3 separate regions of the Homo sapiens genome follow, and regions 2 and 3 are each linked to region 1. A link is a contact called in ENCODE Hi-C or POLR2A ChIA-PET data. All regions are on one chromosome and are shown on one strand. The core of a region is the stretch at or near the end of the contact, and the rest is flanking DNA. Distances in the headings are between cores, read along the strand shown.

What was found. A loop is a pair of places that touch in the nucleus more often than their neighbours do. ChIA-PET counts read pairs that join two places held with the same protein, here RNA polymerase II (POLR2A). Pooled maps may share reads with other maps.
Region 2: a pooled map shows a loop between it and region 1 (13-fold over the local background). The contact joins the promoter of SLC9B2 here to the enhancer-like site in region 1. A Hi-C loop is called at or near these places in 3 of 37 single-sample maps with no recorded cell type and 6 of 50 pooled maps.
Region 3: a pooled map shows a loop between it and region 1 (6-fold over the local background). The contact joins the promoter of METAP1 here to the enhancer-like site in region 1. A Hi-C loop is called at or near these places in 2 of 50 pooled maps. POLR2A ChIA-PET finds 5 or more read pairs at or near these places in 2 of 52 experiments (PC-9 and activated CD4-positive, alpha-beta T cell).

The regions. Positions count from the first base shown.
Region 1 is chr4:101,018,475-101,021,595 of GRCh38, forward strand. No RefSeq gene overlaps it. Among named protein-coding and RNA genes, the nearest start is that of LINC01218, 140 kb to the left of the region's middle. Within about 2 kb of position 1,602, at least 12 of the 41 ENCODE cell types and tissues checked have a DNase peak (open chromatin) inside an H3K27ac peak, as active enhancers do; they include PC-9, where a contact is called at or near this core.
Region 2 is chr4:103,075,093-103,078,213 of GRCh38, forward strand. It overlaps SLC9B2 (solute carrier family 9 member B2), which reads right to left and starts at 1,669. Exons shown (of 12, transcript NM_178833.7): 1 at 1,092-1,669. BDH2 (3-hydroxybutyrate dehydrogenase 2) reads right to left here. Exons shown (of 10, transcript NM_020139.4): 10 at 2,500-3,121. RefSeq lists a silencer at 1,329-1,438 and an enhancer at 1,549-1,668.
Region 3 is chr4:98,994,199-98,997,319 of GRCh38, forward strand. It overlaps METAP1 (methionyl aminopeptidase 1), which reads left to right and starts at 1,523. Exons shown (of 11, transcript NM_015143.3): 1 at 1,523-1,669. The coding sequence starts at 1,556. RefSeq lists enhancers at 965-1,014, 1,936-2,718 and silencers at 1,255-1,574, 1,735-2,194.

The DNA.
Region 1 (3,121 bases), core at 352-2,851:
AAAATTTGTCCAATCCTTATTAGACTCTTACATGGAAAGATTCACCTTAGCCAAAATAAATATAAGTAGCCAGGCGCAGTAGCTCACACCTGTAATCCTAGCACTTTGGGAGGCCGAGGCGGGCAGATCACGAGGTCAGGAGATCGAGACCATCCTGGCTAACACAGTGAAACCCCATCTCTACTAAAAATACAAAAAAAATTAGCCAGGCGTGGTAGCGGGCGCCTGTAGTCCCAGCTACTCGGGAGGCTGAGGCAGGAGAATGGTGTGAACCCGGGAGCGGAGGTTGCAGTGAGCCGAGATCACGCCACTGCACTCCAGCCTGGGAGACAGAGTGAGACTCCATCTCAAAAAAAAAAAAAAAAAAAGAAAAAGAAAAAGAAAGAAATATATCATAAGTATTATTCTTTTGTCCTCCCCATCTAGATTTACTATGCCTCTGTCAAGGTAGTGGTTACATTACTGTGGTAAGCAATGAATTCAGTTTCGTCTTATTTATAGGCTACTTTGGTAGTATTTTCCAGTAGTGAAACAGTGTTGCATGAGGAAGTGATGCCAGGAGCTGTGACCATCCTTGCAACCACAAGGACGGAAGCCAATAGAAGAATAGTGTGAGAAGGATAGAAACAGCCTCAGTCCTTAGTGATGCTGTTGAGCCACCAAACTAACCTTGGGTCCTCGAAGTCGCAGATGTCCTTGTCTGGGAATTGTAAATGTCTCTGTGGTTTGAACCCAGTTAGGTATTTTGTTACTTGCAGCCGAAATACCTCCTGATACAAACACTGATTTGGCTCCATCTTAGCTTCTCATTCTCATCACTTTTTGTGCCCCACCCCTCCTTTGCTTTCACCAAGTGGTCAACATATCACTATTTTTCTGGATCTTTTCCTCTGCTCTCACTTTTTCCTCTCACACTGGAGCCCCCTCTATGCCTGCCCCCTCTGCAGCCTCTCCAGCTTTCCTCTAGGTAGGAAGATTCCAACCAAGTCAGCTTTGCCTAGGTTTTTCTGACTACACCTACCTTCTCAGCCGCCCACCACACTCACAGGTGCTCACACACGCATACACAATCTTCACCTACGGAATATCTGAAGCACTCATTTGACTCTGCATGCTGCTGAATACAACAATAACTGAAGTTTACTGAGTGCCTACTTTCTGCCAGGCACCATGCCTACTACTTTATTTGCATCATCCCTTTTGAAACCCGTGAAAAGCTTATGAACTAATTACTGTCATTGCCTTCATATCACCAGGGAGAAAATGAGATTTAAAGAAGCTTAGTTTCTCAAGTTCACACAGACATCTAATAAGTATCAGAGCTATAAAAATTCCAACCCAGGCCTAACTGTAGGCCAGGACTGGTGTCAAGAACCCTATACAGAAGTGAGTACATGTGGCACACACATTGATTTATTTTCACTGCCACTGCATATTGTGAGAGACTAGATTTTTGTCTTGAATTTCACTGTACTCCTTTCTCTGCCACAGGCCTAGTAGAAATAGCTACACAATAATGCACCCAGTTGATCAGGTGGTAGTCCTCTCCCCAAGCACTCTCACATTCTCCAGCTGTGGCCTTCCCTTCTCTATAAACACAGCTATCTTTATTAGTCTGTGACTAGCCCTGTCAGAAACATATGAGTTAAATTTTACTAAGATGTTAATAGCTGACAAAGGTTGGTGGTTTCCTTCTCTGATTTGTATCTTAAAAAAAAAAAAAAAAGATTTTTAGAGAAGGTGTTTTGAACTCAAAGGAATGACTCATGGTAAAACTTCCGGAAGGTAAACAGTGTTGAATATATATTCAAAAGGCATTTTGTGAGCAAATTCTGGCAAGCTGATGGTGATAATGGGTGTGGTTGTTATGGTAAGGTAGGGTGGTGTGAAATAAGCAATCTTTTCAATATGAAAGCATTCCATTCTCTTCAAGGCACAGGCAACTTTTTTCATTGATTCTTCACCAGGAATCTCCAGATACTCCACCACCACTTATCTCCTTTTTCTGGGTGAAGTCTAATACACTAAAACAACAACAACAACAACAAAACCACCGCTTTCTTCTCATAACCTTTTCAGTTGTGAATGTTGTATTACATACTTAAATAATTCCCACATTTTTGTGTAAATTCATATCCATTAAACAACTATAAATGAAAATTAAATTAATCATACATAATCTTGTGTAACAGCCGTGTTAAGCAGTAAAATATTTGCCTGTGCTAGAAAATCTGTAGAAATAAAAATATAGAACTGAAATTTAAGTTAGCTTTAGAAATAAATTGGACTAGGTTTCTCAAACTTGTCTGATCCACAAGAATTTTGGTGGATGCTTATTAAAATGTAGGCTCCACTCCAGACCTTTGGGGACCAGGAAATTCTTACGAGAAAGAACAGGTAACATTGAACTGGGGTAAGTGTTTCAGCTGCTCTTCAATAATGGTTTGCCATTTGGAATCTGGGAGTGCCCACACCATAAGGTCATGCCAAAAAATATTTTATTTCTCCTTCCCTACCTCCCCTTCTTCCAAGAAACACTATGCCAGGCAGTGTTTCATCCTAAGAATGCAAAGATAGCAACAATGCTCACTGCAGTGCCAGACAGACAATAAACAATTACATGCAGTGGATTAAGTGTCAAAACGGAGGTAGTACAGGATACTGTGTGCTTAGAGAGGAGGAAATGACTCATTCCAGTATTTAAGACACATCTGAAATCTGCACATAGAAGATGCATGAATACAGACCCAGAGAATTGAGGAAGCCTGGTGTCTTCCGAACATTGTGAGAAGTCCACTATGGCCGAAGCTCAGGGTCAAGTTTGGGGTAGATGAGATTGGCAGGAATCAGATCGTGAATACACTTACATGCCACCTTGTAAGACTCTCTGCAGGACAGTCCTGCAGACAACCTGGAGTTGTTGAGAAGCCTAAATGTTTCCAGCAATTGGTATAAAAAGATTTGAAAATATAACATGACAAAAATGCCTTAGGGGAGAAGTTTAAGTCAACTTTGTTCTAAGCTAATATTCTATAGTCAATTAAAACTTTGATAATCTAGTGGAGACTCTTTTCAGCTGATACACAGCAAAAAACATAAAAGAGCTGCTTTGGTTGATGCA
Region 2 (3,121 bases), core at 419-2,918, 2.1 Mb after region 1:
TATGGTTAAGTTTCAACTTTAGACACATAACAACCCCATCCCTTAACAAGTTTCATTTCCTTTTTTTTCTTTTCTGAGATGGAGTCTTGCTCTGTCACCTAGGCTGGAGTGCAGTGGCACAATCTTGGCTCACTGCAACCTGTGCCTCCTGGGTTCAAGCGATTCTTCAGCCTCAGCCTCCGGAATAGCTGGAATTACGGGCGTGCACCACCATGCCCAGCTAATTTTTATATTTTTAGTAGAGATGGGGTTTTACCATGTTGGCTAGGCTGGTCTCGAACTCCTGACCTCAGGTGATATGCCCACCTCGGCCTCACAAAGCCTTAACAAGTTTCTCTGGTGTGATAGGCACAAGAGTAACAAAGATGACTAAGATGCAGTCTGCCCTTTAAGGGATGGTCAGAGACTGATATGTGTTTACCAAAATCGTTTACTCTTCTGCCTGGGTCCATAGTACATTTCCAGTCTCCCTTGCAGGTCAGTGTGGCATGTGACTGAAGTCTGGTCAATGGCATGTGGACATAAATAGTATGTGATTTCCAGTCCTCACCCATAAGAAACAATCCTCATGCAATCCTCTAGTAGCTTTTCTTTTTCTGTCCGTTGCCTGGAAACTAAGGACTCCAAGGTCTTAGGGGATAGCAAAGCCATAATATAAAAGGAGTTTGGGTTCCTGAATAATTGAGTAGAAGGCCAACAGCTGAACACGTGAATGGACTTGACATGAACGAGAAATAAGCCTGAACTATGTTTAGTTACTGAGATGTTTTACTTTATCTCTTACAGCAGCTACTGCTGTCTTAAGGTTATATTCTTCAGTCAATAGCATACGATGATTCTTAGCACCTCGAGGATGCTAACCCAGTCCACAAAGGCAACACCCCCTCTGGTTAATCTGAGAACTAAAATAAAAGCAAGCAAGAAAACCCACGCCAACACCTTACAACAGTAAACAGACACGCGCCCGTCACCGGGTGTACAAACAGAAAAGGCTGGGCCCCTCGCTCGCGTCTCCGGTCCAGCAGGCCTACAGGGTACCCGCCGCTGGCGCTGGGTTTATTTTTACCCTTAGTGTCTCTGGGGCCTCTCACCTGGCAGTCTCCGGCGAAGTCGACCAGGCTCCGTCTGAACGATTAGGAAAGGGGCTGTGGGGGAGGCGGCGGAGCCCGGTCTAGCCACCGCGCTCTGGGGTTCCCGATTCGCGCATCTTCCCAGGCTGAGCCGGGAGGCTGCGTTGACTGCAGATAAACGGTCTCAGGGCGCGGCACCGCGTGTAGTCGGCCCCGCCTTTCGCACGAACCCGCTGGGCGACACCGCGCAGGGAGGTCCGACCCGTCGGCGCCGGTACAGGCTCCGGAGTAAGCATGGGTTGGTCCGGGGCCCGCAGCGGCAGCCCCGTGTGCCCTCCGCCGGGTTTCAGGTCCGGCGGCGCGGGTGCAGAGCCGCGTGCGATGCCTGGTGCGCGTGGCTTCCCCCGGAAAGGTGGCGCCAGGCCGACCATGGGCCCACGTCCCGGGGCCTCGGAGCGGCACCGCGCGGTCTTTCAGCTGCTTATCCTCCCTGGGCGGGTCCGCAGGCTTCTGGGGCCAGGACCAGCGAGCTCCCGGGAAAGCTTCCCGGAAAGCTTACCCAGAGAGCGCGGACCCAGGCGCCGAGTCTTCCCGGAGATGACGAGACACCGCGAGAGGAGCACAGCGCAGGCTCCTCGGGACTCCGCGGCGCAGGCCGGGCAGCCCGTTACTTGTTTTATCGTTCCCGAAACCAACCTCTAAGTTGTCTATCAGTCCTCCACCTTTTAGCTGTACCTCTTAGAAGTGTCTTCTCAGCTGCGGTGGGAAGATAGGATTCTTTCTTAAGGTGACCAATTAAATGGCCGGATAAAAGACTTGTTCTGCCCCCCTTTATCGCTTAACACCTGCCCTTCTTGTTGTATTTTAGATTTTTAACCCTTCTATCAGCAGTGTGATTCTATTTCATTTAATTCTCATTTCATGTTTGTGTCTTCCTTTTCTCTGTATTTCCTCTTGTGTGTGTTAAGACGCGCGCACCCCTTACCTGTTTTTCACTCCTGTAAGCAAGTGCCAATCTTAATCACCGCTTTTCAAGCAAGGGAGATTATCCTCAAATTTCTCCACCAGTCAGAAACCATTCATTCTTGTCTCTCAGGTCCTCTTTTGTGATGAACCTATTGGATAGGTTCCATCCAATACCCTTCTTCAGATCATCTGAAATGATTATTTTCCTAAACGGAACTCTTCCTCTCCTAAAGCTTGTAAAAATTTCTAGTGACATTCAGCTTCCTCTTACCACAGGAATGACATATATTTTTCCTTTTAGTCATATGTACTTCATTAATATATCACCTGATTTGATTAACATGACTTTGGAGAACATTGAATTTTTTGGCTAGATTTTACTTCGTTTTTATTGCTGATAGTGTTTATAAAAATGTTTTATAGTTTATGGTCGGCTGTGAGAAAGACTAACTCAGATCATTTGTTAATGTTGGAGCCCATTTTGTAGAATTCGTTGTGCATTTATTTAAAATTTATTTGTTCATAGCTATACATATATTATACATGTATACCTGCTCACAGCATAAAGTATTTCATGACATACTTGTAAGAGTCAGTGTTCTATGAATTCACTAGAGAAGTTACAGCATTTTGATTATGATACACGAAAAGAAACCCAAGTCATTTAGCTTAACTCCTTAATTTCATAAACCAGAAAACTAAAATCCAAGATAGATTGGGTGACTTGGTCTAGATCACAAACCAAAGTTAGCCATAATTCGGTAGTGTAGTGCCCGGTCCAAAACCTCATAGATAATCTTATAATCAATGGACTCTTTCTGAATGCTAGTCAAAATGTCCTTTTGTGTGAATTTTAATGTACCGTCATCAACTGCATGATATTCTTCCCCATACACAAAGTGTTATCTTTTTGTTGTCCATTTCAGAATTTTCCATGTTAATATTAAAGTTCTAGGAAAAAAGGCTAAGAATCACTGCACATTTATTGAGTATCTCAGTGTGCATCATACCATTTGGTCATTTGAGGTTGCAACAAGTAAAAAACAAACATAAAACCCTTAAATTAAAATAAAAACAAAAAACTT
Region 3 (3,121 bases), core at 273-2,772, 2.0 Mb before region 1:
TTATTTAAAAAATATTTTATACATACATACATACTTATTGATTTTTTTCTTGTATACAAAAGTATATGTATGTATGCATGTAAACATTTCTATTACTTGATTTTATTACATCATTTTTACTGCTTATATTGCAAAACTAAGTTTTTTTTTTTTTGAGACATGGTCTTGCTCTGCCGTTTGGGCTGGAGTGCAGTGGCAGGATCATAGCTTACCATATCCTTGACTTCTCAGGTTCAACAGATCCTCCCAGCTCAGCCTCCTCAGTAGCTGGGACTACAGGCGCCTGCCACCATGCCCGGCTAATTTTTTAGTTTTTAGTTTTAGTTTTTGTAGAGACGGGGTTTTGCCATATTTCCACCCTGGTCTCGAACTCCTGGCCTCAAAGAATCCGCTGGCCTTGGTGCCCTGGATGCCCTGGCCTCTCAAAGTGCTGGGATTGATTACAGGCGTCAGCCACCGCTCCTAGCCAAAACAAAGTTCTTAAAAATAAAAGTAGTATGAGCTTTTCTGGTGTATTAAGTACGGAGAAGTTAAAAAAATACAATAACAAAGTTCACAGCCTTTTGTGATCAGTAAATGTTAGTTTTTCGCTCTTCCCTAGTGACAAGGAGGCACTCAAGCATGAGTTACAACACAACCGACCTGGAATACAGCTGAAAAGATTGAAGCAACAGGTTCGCAGGGGAAGGCCTTTACAGCTTCTTTCGACTCTGACATTTCAGGATCAGCACAATTCTCCCCTATTTACTGCTGAAGCAATCAACTGGGATTATACAAAAAAATTATTTGTATTGAATACCTGACAGTTGTGTTACTATTACTAGCACTATCGGTTTTGAAGGGGAGGTGGTGGTGTGTGGAAAAAAAAAGTCTGGCAGGAGGGAGGGCAGATGTGAATCCCAGCCCACCGTCCCGTTGACAGCTCTATGGCTCTCCTTTCTGTGAATGAGCGGTGGTCCTTAGGCCTCAGACCCGACAATGTCAGTGAGAAACAGAACTTAACCCAAGGGACTGTTCTCCAAGGAGCGGCGGGGGAATCCAACGCAGAGGAGCGCAGCGCCCTCTCTAGCCTCCTGCGGGTGTCGGGGATGATCAGGGCTCCTGGGTGTTCGTCAGTGAAGACGACTGTCTTATCTGACTGTAGGCACAGAGAGTGCGCCGCGAGAGGGCGGCTCCTCACCGTCAGGCGCCGGCAGGTCGCGTTCTCTGCTGGCCGACGCCCGAAGGCGCCGAATGGGGGGGCCCTGCCGAGCTCCCTTACAGCCCCAATGTGCGCGCCGCCGGGAGGCTTGGGCACGCAGGCACCGCCGGCGGGGGGCGGGGCGAAGCCGGCGGGGCGGGGCACCAGCTGCGCGCGCGGGGCGGGGGCGGGGCCGGGGCGGGGCGCGCTGCGTGGTCCCGGCCGGCCCTGGCTCCTCCCCCTCCCGCGCCCAGGCCAGCGGCGGGCCCAGCTCCTCCCCCGACTCGGTCTCTCTCCCCTCCCCTCCGCCCGGCAGTTCCTCCCTCCCGCCGCCGCCTCTTCCTCGGTGAGGCGCTCTTCCAGCGGGCAGGCAGCATGGCGGCCGTGGAGACGCGGGTGTGCGAGACAGACGGCTGCAGCAGTGAGGCCAAGCTCCAGTGTCCCACTTGCATCAAGCTGGGCATCCAGGGCTCGTACTTCTGCTCGCAGGTAGGCGCCCGCTGCCCCGCGGATATGCCGCCGCTGCGGGACCCCTCCTCGCTTCTCCCCTGCTGGCTCCTCCCGCCCTTGCGGCGAGTCGGGACGCGCTCCTCCTCTTCCCCCCGGCCGCGTTTCCTCCTCCCCCCACCCGCGTCGCCACCGCCCCCTCCTGCCTCCTGGGGTCCCTGGGTCCTCGGGAACCGCGCTGGGCTCACGCGGGGGCGGGGGCGCCACCCGCCGCGGCCATGTGGGCTGGGGCGGAAGCGGGCTGTGCGGGGTCGCGTGGCCGCGCTAGACCTCCGCGTTCTGGGGCCGGTTCCCCGCGCTGGGGCGGGGGCCGCCAGGTGTGCGGGCTGCCGGAGGCAGGTAGCGGCGCCGGGAAGGAGGGCAGCCCGAGCGTCGCGAGCCTCCACATCCGCAGCACCGGCGGGGCTCGGGTCTGGGCGCTGGAGGCGCCGGGCCGTCCGTCGGGTCCCTGCGGGGTGGGGGGCTGAAGCTACCTGCCGGGCTCTGAGAGATGGGTGGCCCGAGGACCGTCGGAGTCGCAGAGAGGAGGAACGCTAGCTAGCTCCAGCCCCACTTCTTTGTGCTTTACTACCGTGCTTTGACACTTAAGCAACTTTGGGGGTGGGGAAGGGAGAGGTCTGTGTAATTCATTCTTTTCTTTCGGTATATAAAATTATTAATTTACAAAACTGTAAGCTAACGGGATGAGTCACCTGTGACTGAATTTCCCAGAGTGAAAAGGACAGTTCCATTGAGGGTTAGGCGTGAATGCTGTAGTGTATTTTAAGTTTTGTGCAGTAGAGCAAACCCAGCGTTGAATGGGGTCCAGACTGAAGCGTGTGCTCGTGTTTCTGTTTACTGAAGAGTACTAGTGTTGCTGCTGCATTTCGAGACCCAGGATGAGGGCTGGGCGGCAATAGTATGGCTCTTAGTTACAGTCCAGGTTTAGTGAAGAGAGGCACATGAATATTCAAATATTAAATTGGTAGCGTCCTGTGGGGAGGAGAGCCGGAATAAAGAGAAGGCCTGATTGGGGCCCTGCCCTTGCCAGTTATTGTGCGATCTTGAATTAGTAAAGTTACTTAATCTTTCTGAGTTCCAGTGTTACACTGTACAGAGGGGATGATTATAGCTTTCTTTGTAAGTTTCACAAGCTTCTTCTGAGACCCAGATTATCCAAGGAACGTGAAATGCTGTTATAATGTAAAGTCCTTTATTTTTTAAAGGATTCTAGTACGATTTAACTCTGCCATAAATAAAAATATGAATAAGAATGAAGGCAGATATATGAACACAATACAAATAATAAAAGTGTTTTCCAACATAAAACATAAAAACGTAAAGATATAAATAAATACAATCTTTACGTCACAATATTTGTAGATAAGCGATTGCAAAAGGTCTTAGCTGTGTTATACAGTCTTGTTTTTAGATAGGATATGATCCTTGACCTTG